Linked DNA regions of Homo sapiens: region 1 is linked to region 2. The links are chromatin contacts, found by Hi-C or POLR2A ChIA-PET in ENCODE. All regions are on one chromosome and are shown on one strand. The core of a region is the stretch at or near the end of the contact, and the rest is flanking DNA. Distances in the headings are between cores, read along the strand shown.

Region 1 (6,045 bases), core at 717-3,216, 730 kb before region 2:
CTTGCCCTATAAGAATTTATTGGTGCTGAAGCTACATCTTTTTTTTTTTTTTTTTTTTTTCTGAGACAGTTTCACTCTTGTTGCTCAGGCTAGAGTGCAACGACGCACGATCTCGGCTCACCACAACTTCCGCCTCCCGAGTTCAAGCGATTCTCCTGCCTCGGCCTCCCGAGTAGCTGGGATTACAGGCAAGCACCACCACGCCCGGCTAATTTTGTATTTTCAGTAGAGACGCAGTTTCTCCATGTTGGTCAGGCTGGTCTCAAACTCCCGACCTCAGGTGATCTGCCCGCCTCAGCCTCCCAAAGTGCTGGGATTAAAGGCACAAGCCACCACACCCAGCCAAAGCTACATCTTAAACTCTAATCTTCGGGCTCCCAGGCCATGCAGGTTATATTACACAATGTGATTAACAATCCTGTATTTACCAAAAGATTTTTTCTTTTTGTTTTTTTGGTTTACATGCTGTGGCAGGCAGAATTCTAGGATATCCCCCAAGATCTCCTCCTCACCCAACCCCCACAGTACCTGACCTACATAACCCCTGGGGCCATGACTATGAAGATTCTGATTCTGTTATGCGGTGTGGCAGAGTTGATTTTTTTTTTTTTTTTGAGACAGAATTTTACTTTGTCACCCACGCTGGAGTGCAATGGTGCAATCTCGGCTCACTGCAACCTCCACCTCCTGGGTTCAAGCGATTCTTGTACCTCAGCCTCCCAAGTAGCTGAGAAAACAAGAGCACATCACCACACCCAGCTATTCTTTTATATTATTTATTTATTTATTTATTTATTTATTTTTATTTTTTGAGACGCAGTCTCACTCTGTCGCCAGGCTGGAGTGCAGTGGCGTGATCTTGGCTCACTGCAACCTCCGTCTCCTGATTCACACGATTCTCCTGCCTCAGCCTCCCCAGTAGCTAGGACTACAGGAGCGCGCCACAACGCCCAGCTAATTTTTGTATTTTTAGTAGAGACAGGGTTTCACCATGTTGCCCAGGCTTTGTCGAACTCCTGAGCTCAGGCAATCCGCCCGCCCCGACCTCCCAAAGTGCTAGGATTACAAGTGTGAGCTACTGCGCCCGGCCAAGAGTTGATCTTAAAATAGGGAGATTATCCAGGTGCTCCTGATCTAATCACATGAGCCCTTTAAAAGCAGGGCATTTTTCTCCAACAGTGGCAGAAGAGGAGTCAGAAAGATGTGCCTCAGAAAGCAAATATCCATGTTGTGAACTACCAATAAATAGGGCTCATGTGGGAAGGACTCGAGAGTGACCCCTAGGAGCTGAGGGTGGCCACCACTAACAGCACAAAACAAAACAGGGAACTCGATCCCACAACCGCCAGGAACTGATTTTTGCCAACAAGAATGAGTTAGGAGATGGATTTTTCTCCAGAGCCTCCTATGAGATTTCAGCCTTGTCATACCCTGGGCAGAGAACCCAGACACTCGGTAAATTACCAAGGATTACGAAATATCTCCCCAAGAGAGTGTTTTGGCGGGTGAGAGGATATGGTTTAAAGAAAAGTTTTGAGTGTGAATGTTTTCAGAGAGTCCAAGGACTCTCCATTAGCTAGTCTCATTATTACCTGTCGTTTTAAACGCCCTATCACTCTTACTTAAAGTAGCTGTCCCCGGGAAGCTTTTGTATTTTGTACCCCTTCTCGGGGAACGGGACTGAGTAAGGAACGTAATAAAGCGGCCTAAAAGGCATCTCCCTGTATCTTTGATATTTTGCCTAGGGAACGCCCTATCATGTCGCATATAAGCGATCGAGTTATGCATTTGTTGCTAGCTGAAGAGATTATTCCTTGATAACCGCTTGGTCTGGTCAGAATACAAACGGTACTCCTGTTCAAAGAACTACAAATCCCAGAAGGCCTTTTCGGCCAGAGCGCCTGCGCATCGCGCACTCCTTCCTTTCCGCTCCTCATCATCTGGAAAGACCCGCCCAGCGGTGCTGTCGCTCGCGCTGGAAGAAGCGGAAGAAGATGGCGCTCACCAGGTGGGTTGTTGATTGGGGTCCTCGATACGGAAGGGTCTGGGAGTACCAGTCTTCTTCATTTCTCTTCCCATACCCTCCGGGCGGTGACCTGACCCGGGGCACAGAATGACGTGGGCCAAGACTACGGCTACGCCCTCCCGCTGGCCGCCGCTACGACTAGGCCTAGTCGAAGCTGGGGTCTTTCAGCGGTTTCCCGGGTTTAGTTCACCCGCTCACCGAGGCCGAAAGCTGCGGAGTGGTCTCAGACACTGAAGAGTGGGTTTTTCGCGTGAGCATCTTGCGGGGAGCGGACAGCGCTCCCTCAGGTCCGCGGCTCGGGCGAACGAGATGGGGTTGGTGACGGTAGTGGCTTATTTGGGCGGAGTGAAGCGCGCGGGCTGCGACTGCGCGGCTTTCCGGCCGTTTGCCTGTGGTGGTCTCTCTCCTTTCGCTGTCCACTGGGTGTCCCGAAACAAGGATTCCTGAAAAAAGAGGCCCGGAGCTGAACACAGATTTAAATGAGCCACAGTAGTGACCGCCGTCTGCTGATATGCGCCACTGCTCCGCATTTTAACTTTGGAGCTTAGAATTTCTTCCGTAGATAGAACCACCTCAGTTTTGCTGTTTCCGGTTACCTTAGTAACCGTCTGTAAAGTGCTCTCCGCCTTTAAGAAAAAGATGCTTTTCAGTGGGAGAGTCCGAGAAGTTACGCTACTCCTACTAGTTCCCAGCCTTGCTGCCCCATTTTAAGTGGAAAAACTTTCCATGCGAACTCAACAGGAAAAGGCTAGTGTTCAGGAAGGTTATAGATAAAGTAATCCTTTCAGGACATCAGCTTGAGCTCTTTTAACACCCTTCATTCTCCTCACGCATGTTTTTTTTTCTGGCTGATGACAGTATGACTCCAAAAGTTTTAATCAAAAAATTATTTTGGGAATTACTGTTGGTGCCTTGCTCTGTCCTGGGGGTTGTGTACACAGAAGAAAATCTGTCTTTGGCAACAGGGAAGATAGGGGTGCAAGGTATACAGACATAAAACAATTACAGAACACAAAATGTGCATTTGTGTAATACTAACCTTAGTGCAAAAAGAATTGAATGGAATAAGTTATGTGGGCTGGAGAGTTTTCTCCCCACCCTCGTTTCTAAAATTTTTTTGCTTTTTTTTTTAACTTTATTTTTTGAGATGCGGTCTCGCTGTGTTGGCCAGGTTGGTCTTGAATTCTTGGCCTCAAGCAGTCCTCCTGTCTCGGCCTCCGAAAGTGCTAGGATTACAGGCATGAGCCACCATGCCCGGCATCTGAAATTTTTTTAAAAAAAAACTAGAAATAGGGTGTTACTGCGTTGGCCAGAGTGGTCTCCAACTCTTGGCCTCCATCAATCTTCTCACCTAGGCCTCCCAAAGTGCTGGGATTGCAGGCATGAGCTACCATGCCCAGCCAAGAGTTTGTTTAGTAAATGTTACAGGCAGCAAACATTTGAGTGCTCCCCAGGTGTGAGACACTGTGTCATAGACTAGTAAAGTTATGAGGGGAGACTTTGTGGAAAAGGTGGAATTTGAAATGGACACACAGGAAAAATTTCTAGAGATGTCATGGGTATTTTTTATTTATTTTATTTTTTGATATAGGGTCTCACTCTTGCCCAGGCTGGAGTGCAGTGGCCCAATCACAGCCCACTGCAGCCTCAACCTCCCAAGGCTCAGGTGATCCTCCTGCCTCAGCGCCCTAGAGTAGCTGGGACTCTAGACGCTTGCCATGATGCCCAGTTAATTTTTGTTTTTTTTAGTAGAGATGGGGTTTTGCCATGTTGCCCAGCCTGGTCTTGAACTGGGCTTAACTGATCTGATCTACCCATCTCAGCCTCCCACAGTGCTGGCATTACTGGCGTGAGCCACCACATCATCTGGCCTGTCATGGGTATTGCGTGCTTAAAATTGCAGTGGCAGAATGCGATCTTTAAATGGCCAGTCTTGAGGACTCCAGAGCTTTCCATACCTACCATCTGGTGTTCCTCAGTATTCTTTGTAATATCCTTTAAATCAGTAAACACATTTCCCTGAGTTCTGTGAGCTGCCCTAGCAAATTAGTTGAACCTGAAGATGAGGTCATGGGAACCCTGGTTTGTAGTTAGTTGGCCAGTGGCCTTGGACCTACTGTTGGCATCTGAAGTAAGGGCAGTCTTGTGGGACTGAGCCTTCAACCTGTAACATCTGACAGTATCTCCAGGTAGATAACATCAAAATTGAATTGAATTAGAGGACACTTGACTGGTGTCCAGTAGACACAGTTGATAGCTTGCTTGATATGTGGGGAAAAACCATCACACATCTGGTATCAGAAGTGTTGTGTGTTGTTGATTGTTGAGTGAAATAATAGGAGAAACTGAGTTTGTTTTAATTTTATACTCTATCCACATGGAGCTTACACTCTAATGGGACAGAATTGGAATTCTAGTGGGACAGAATTCTAATTAGCTTACATTCTAATGGGACAGAGTGAGTAAAATCATAATGCAATTTCACGTAATACATGCTAGGAATAAAATAAAGACCGGGTTAGAGAGTGACTCAGAGTTTGGGGTGAAGTGGCTATTTTGGGTAAGGTGGTCAGAAAACAGCTCTAGAGAGAGGTAACTGAGCAGAGACAAGAGTGCTGAGATGCAAGCTGTTGAAAGATCTGGGGCTACTCTAGGCATACTGCCTGTGGGATAGCCCTGCCCAGCAAGGAGCAATCAAAAAAGAAAAGATCTGGAGATCTGGAGAAGAATTTTCTATAAAAGCATACGAAAATTTGTTCTTTTTTTTTTTTTTTTTTTTTGTGGCAGAGTCTCACTCTCACCCAGGCTGGAGTGCAGTGGAGCAATCTCAGCTCACTACAAACTCCACCTCCCAGGTTCAAGTGATTTTCCTGCCTCAGCTGGGATTACAGGCGTCCGCCACCACGCCCGGCTAATTTTTGTGTTTTTAATAGAGACAGGGTTTCACTATATTGGCATGGCTGGTCTCGAACTCCTGGCCTCAAGTAATCCACCTGCCTTGGCCTCCCAAAGTGTTGGAATTACAGGTGTGAGCCACCTCGCCCAGCCGGAAAAATTGTGATTGATTGCAATAGATAGATAGATAGAGAAAAATTGTGATTGATTGATTGCAATAGAGAAAAATTGTGATTGATTGATTGCGATAGATAGATAGATAGATAGATAGATAGATAGATGATTAGATTGATTTGATGGCAGAAGGAATAGCCAATGTAAAGATCCTGAGATGGCTTGTTTAAGAAAAGATAAGAAGGCTGTAGTGAAATAAAGATGGTGAGTGCTGGGGAAGAGTGTATTTATTTCTCCTACAACATTTAAGGAGCTCGAGCTGTGAGCTAGAAGTCTTGGAGCATTAGGGATGAAAGAAGCATAAGGCGTGATTCCTGCAGAGCTGCTCACAGTCTCATGAAAACAGAATAGTTAAATGAGTAGATGATTGCAATACAGTAAGGTAATGTTGTAGTAGTGGTATGTAGAGCGTTTTGGGGGAGCATAGAGACAGGCAGTTAACCCAAACTGGAGGAGTCATGGAACAGCCCTGAAATAATCAAACATACAGAACCTGTATTGAAAGTGTCTAGATACTATACCAACTGGTTCATGGATTTCTCTCATTTAATACTTATAAGAACCTTATGAAGTAGATACTCTTATGAACTATTATTACAGATGAGAAAACAGATTCAGAGAGGTAAGTAGCTTATCCAGGTTAGTAAGTGGCATAGGTCGGATCTGAATTCTGAGCCTAGCCATCACTTACCTCCCCAGACTGGATTAGATCCCTCTCATGTAGACTGTCATAGCATCTATATTTTTCCATCATAACTTAACATAATGTGTAATTATAGATTTGTGTGATTTTTTTTTTTTTGGTCTCTGTCTGCAAGACTAAGCTGTCTTTCTCCATTTATAGTCTCATGCCTAGCATAGTGCTTGTACCCAAATAATAAATATTTTTGAATAATTAATAAGCTCTGCTACTTAGGTATGCTTACTATCCAAGAATCACAAAGGAACTA
Region 2 (4,918 bases), core at 2,419-4,918:
CCACAAATGATGTTGATTCTTTTTTTTGGTTGGGGGGGGGGGGGCGGTTTGGAGACAGCTGTGTTTTATAAATGAAAGGATTATGAGTCTGTAATGGAAGTCTGTTTAAATACACGTTGATTTCTAACTCAGTGTGTCTGAAGGCACCCCAGCATGTATGTGTGTATATATATCTCCTTTAGTAACAGTGAAGACAGAGACAGACAGGGAGATGGAGACATATGTGTGTGCATACCAAACATAACACCATGACATAGAATCCAACTTGCTTTCTCTAGCAGCCTGGCTGGAGGGTTGTGGCTAAGTTGCTATTTCCCTAATATTTTTGGTTTAATAAAGGGAAGGGCTGAATAAATATTAATGTAAAGAAATGGGTCACCCAACCGAGCCAAAGCTAAGGAGCCCCAGGCTGGCGGGGATGTCAAACCATTTCCCACCCCTATGTTTTGACTCACTCCAGGGTAGCGGTAGTGTGGGGAGGGCTGAAGTCTGGGAGAGTGAGGCAATGCTCCCCAAGCAACTCTTTGCAGAGGAATCACTGCAAAGTGCCAGCAGGCCAGAGAAAGTTTATTATTGCTCTAGAGTGCACAGTGAGCTCACTGTTTTGCAAAAACAGAAATCTGGCTGCTTTGAGATGAAAGAGGGGCTCCCTAGGGCTCCTCCTCCTCTTCTGTCCTTAAAAACTCGCCTTTCCTTTGCACTCAGGGGCCCCAGAATGAGTGGGAGATTGGGGCTCTGGGGAGGGTTGGATAGGGGAACAGGCTCTGGAAGTCAAGTGTCAAAATAAAAGTAAGTATCTCTTGTTGCTTCCACTGAACTTTATTGCAATTACTAGTAATAAGAGTGATAATAGTGATCCTCACAATTTATGCAGTTTACTAAGTACTGTCACATGTCAACCAGCAATAGTACCAACACTAGTATCAATACTAATAATAACTAACACTAACTGTGAGTCCAACACTGCTCTCCATTCTGTATGGTGTATTTAAGTTACAGTCTGGTAGTGACAGATCTACAACTTCTGTATATAGAACTCAGTGGTACAAATGCGCTTGGAAGGGGAGGCTGGGGGTTGGTTATGAAGGTGTATTGGCATAGTACTTACGTAAGATTGTATGTAACACCAAATCAACTGGGGCTGATGGGAATTTTGAGCACCCCAAACCACCTCTGCAAGCCTGAGCTTGTCAAAGACACCTCAAATCAGATTTACTGGATTCAAATCCCAGCCCCATCACTAATGGCTGTAGGCAAGTTATATAGCCTCTTTACTTTCCTGGTTTGTAAAATGGAGGTAAAAGAATCTACCCTGTAGATAATATTAAGGGTTTAATACTGTAATAGGCCGGTCACGGTGGGTCATGCCTGTAATCCCAGCACTTTGGGAGGCTGAGGCGGGAGGATCACCTGAGGTCAGGAGTTCGAGACCAGCCTGGCCAACATGGTGAAAGTCCGTCTCTACTAAAAATACAAAAATGAGCTGGGTGTGGTGGCGGGCGCCTGTATCCCCAGGTACTTGGGAGACTGAGGCAGGAGAATTGCTTGAACCTGGGAGGTGGAGGTTGCAGTGAGCTGAGATTGCGTCACTGTACTCCAGCCTGGGTGACAGAGTGGACTCTGTCTCAAAACAACAACAAAATACTATAGATAATATCCCCTTAATAATGTAGATAATATTAAGGGTGATGCAAGTAAAGCCACCTAGTTTACTAAGGTCCCACGGCAAGTCTAAGTAAGCGTTATCTCTTCTTATGACAAGAAACAAATTGAGGCCGGGTGAGGTGGCTCATGCCTGTAATCCCAACACTTTGGGAGGCCAAGGTGGGTGCATCACTTGGGCCCAGGAGTTTGAGACCAGCCTGGGCAACACGGCAAAACCCCATCCCTTTCCAAAAATACAAAAAAATTGGCCAGGTGTAATGGCACATGCCTGTAGTCCCAGCTACTAGGGAGGCTGAGGTGGGAGGATTACTTGAGCCTGGGAGGTCAGGCTGCTGCCAGCCGCGAGTGTGCCACTGCACTCCAGCCTGGGCAACAGAACAAGATCCTATCTCAAAAAAACAAAAAACCGAAGTTGAAATCTCAAACAACCCTAACAACCTGGGAGCTATCATTCCATTCTCTTTTCCATGGAAAAGAGAGATTTTGTGGGTAACTAGCTTAAGGGTGGAGAGCCAGTTAGTGATGGAGAGGAAATTTCAATCTGGTGGGCCACACTTCAGAATCCGAAATCCCATTATATTGCTTTCCCTTCTCCAGCCTTCCCTGGGATTATCTCAGTTTTCATGAAATAAAAAAAAAAAAAAAAGCAAACCCAATAATTAGAATAATCAATAGAAATGCCCCAACTAGAGCTATGACCAACATATCCATCGTGCCATAAGCAATACTGATGAGCAGTGATCTTGTAAGGCAGAAGAAATCACGGCCTTGGCCGGGCGTGGTGGTTCATGCTTGTAATCCCAGCACTTTGGAAGGCCGAGGCGGGAGGATCACCTGAGGTCAGGAGTTCAAGACCAGCTGGCTAACATGGTGAAACCATGTCTCTACAAAAATACAAAAAATTAGCTGGGCCTGATGGCGGGTGCCGGTAATCACAGCTACTTGGGAGGCTGAGGCGGAAGAATCGCTTGAACCTGCGAGGCAGAGGTTGCAGTGAGCCGAGATCGCGCCATTTTGCACTCCAGCCTGGGCGACAGAGCAAGACTCCGTCTTAAAAAAAAAAAAAAAAAAAAATCACGGCCTTGTTCCGCCTTCTGGGGCAACATGGAGTGAGATCACAGCGCCTGAGAAAGAACTTTGAAAACTGCGGCTGTGCTTTACAAAAATGTATCAGTATTATTAAATGCTGCCTCCACCTTTTAAAAATCAAACTCTAGAAAAAACACTCACCTGTTTGGCCTCTCCGGCCCCTCCCCCTCCCTGCCCTGAACTGCAGCTGTGCGCAGCCAGTTGCCTGTTTTCCTTAAAGGCCTCGGGGTGCTCGTATCTTCTTCAGACGTTCAGCCAAAATTTTTAAAGTGCGGCTGGGGGGAAGGGTAGCGCACTCTGAATTCATTTAGCTCTATCGTTGAAGCCCGGGTTCCTAGATCAGGGCACAAAAACAAATAGAAAAGACAATTTCTGGAAGATTGGAAAACAGCTAATTTTGCAGGTGCTTCGGCATCAGTGGTGGCGATGAATTTAACATCCATGCCGGGGGGGATAAGGTTCAACCGCAGATGAAATGGTTAATACCTTATACGAAATTCACGGCGAAAAATCCTGAAACAGGACATTTAAATTCACTGCCGAGGCTTGGGGGTGGGGTGGGGAGCAGGGATCGGAAACGACGCTAGTGGTTCTTAAATGCGTTTTTACTTGGGAATGCCCGGCAGGGAAAGGAAAGGTCATCGTCTGTTTAATTTCCACCCCCAGCTCTGGACTTCCAGCATTAGCTCGCCGGGCCTCAGCTGTTGTACACACACGGCGAGGGGGGAGGGGAGGGCGGAGGCGCGGAGGAGGGGCCGGCTGGGAGGAATCTGGGCGTCCTGCCGCGCATGCGCCTTGCCTGAGCAACAAGTGGGCTCCACAGAGGAAGTGTAAAGGGGAGGGGGAAGAACTGGTGCAGAGCATGGCGGTGACGTCAGCGCTCCGCCCGGGCGGCATCCCGCGCGGCCAAGCCGGGGACAGCGCGAGCCGCAGCCGGAGCAGGAGCGCCGAGACGCGCCTCCGGAACGTAGAGTAACAATCACAACCCCACATTCCGGGCGAGCGTGAGCACGAGCGGGAAGGGATGCGACCCGGGCCGAGGCGCCGCGCGAGCGCCCTGCAGCCAACGTGAGCGCCGCCAGCCGCGGCGGCCCGGGCGCCGGCCAGGCCTGGGGGCGGCGGGAGCCTGCGTGCGTGCACTCCTCTCCTCTGCTCTCGTGCGTCCTGGAAGCAGTGGCCGCGGCGGCTCCCTCCGGGGTGCAAACCCAGTCGCCGCCAGCAGAACGGCCGACGCTGCGGAGGGGAGAAGGTCCTTTCTCGGCTGCCACCCCCTCCCCCGGTCCTCCGGGGAAGCAGCGGCTTCAGCAAGATTGGACCCGGGCACCGGGTGGCACTGAACCCTCTGGCCCTCGCCCCAGGGGGCCCGTCGGGGAGAGGACGCAGCTCGTAGGGGGGTCCCCGGGGAGAGGAAGAGACAGCCCCTTTCGAGCTTCCACGCACCAGCCACTCCGGGGAGGGGGCCAAGAGGCAACGGCGGCCACCACCGGGCACCCTCGCCCCCTCCCCTCGGGCCGGGAGCTTCCAGCCCAAGTCTGCAGCACCAGGAAGAAGGCGCCTGAGCTCCCCTCGCGACGAGTCAACCGCAGTAGGAGGTGGGGGCGAAGAGAGGGCTGAACCCGTCCGCTGCCCGGGCGGTGGAGCCCCCACGGCGAGGCGCTGCGCCGGCGGTGGAGACTCGCGTTCCCTCCAGCCCCTGGGGCAGAACTTTCTCGCCCCCCCTCCTCCCTCCCCCGCAGTCGGACTCCCTCCCCAGCCGGCCAGTCCTCCCGGAGGAGAAGGCGCCGCGGAGACAGCCCGGGCGGGGGCCTACCTTCCCCAGGGCAGGCATCATGTCGGCGGCGCAGGTGTCCTCGTCCCGGAGACAATCTTGCTACCTGTGCGACCTGCCCCGCATGCCCTGGGCCATGATCTGGGACTTCTCGGAACCCGTATGCCGCGGTTGCGTCAACTACGAGGGCGCTGATCGCATCGAATTCGTGATCGAGACAGCGCGCCAGCTGAAGCGGGCGCACGGCTGCTTCCAGGACGGCCGCTCCCCCGGGCCGCCGCCGCCCGTCGGGGTCAAGACAGTGGCCCTGTCGGCTAAGGAAGCGGCGGCGGCGGCGGCAGCAGCGGCGGCCGCCGCCGCCGCCGCGCAACAGCAACAGCAACAGCAGCAGCAGCA

Evidence for each region. Hi-C counts contacts between places; a loop is a spot of excess contacts on that map. ChIA-PET counts read pairs that join two places held with the same protein, here RNA polymerase II (POLR2A). Pooled maps may share reads with other maps.
Region 1: a pooled map shows a loop between it and region 2 (5-fold over the local background). The contact joins the promoter of SNW1 here to the promoter of IRF2BPL in region 2. A Hi-C loop is called at or near these places in 3 of 50 pooled maps. POLR2A ChIA-PET finds 5 or more read pairs at or near these places in 2 of 52 experiments (activated B cell and activated T-cell).

Annotation. Positions count from the first base shown.
Region 1 is chr14:77,757,077-77,763,121 of GRCh38, reverse strand. SNW1 (SNW domain containing 1) reads left to right here and starts at 1,966. Exons shown (of 14, transcript NM_012245.3): 1 at 1,966-2,008. The coding sequence starts at 1,995. It overlaps SLIRP-OT1 (SLIRP overlapping transcript 1), which reads right to left and starts at 2,354. Exons shown (of 2, transcript NR_161324.1): 1 at 2,006-2,354. RefSeq lists enhancers at 453-1,227, 1,775-2,094, 2,002-2,776.
Region 2 is chr14:77,027,458-77,032,375 of GRCh38, reverse strand. It overlaps IRF2BPL (interferon regulatory factor 2 binding protein like), which reads left to right and starts at 3,668. Exons shown (of 1, transcript NM_024496.4): 1 at 3,668-4,918. The coding sequence starts at 4,584. It overlaps LOC107984638 (a long non-coding RNA gene), which reads right to left and starts at 4,908. Exons shown (of 4, transcript NR_190002.1): 1 at 4,565-4,908; 2 at 2,896-3,088; 3 at 2,640-2,715; 4 at 804-2,549. It overlaps LOC105370579 (a long non-coding RNA gene), which reads left to right. Exons shown (of 2, transcript NR_169510.1): 2 at 1-817. RefSeq lists an enhancer at 2,095-2,615 and silencers at 3,379-3,508, 3,709-3,918, 4,039-4,538.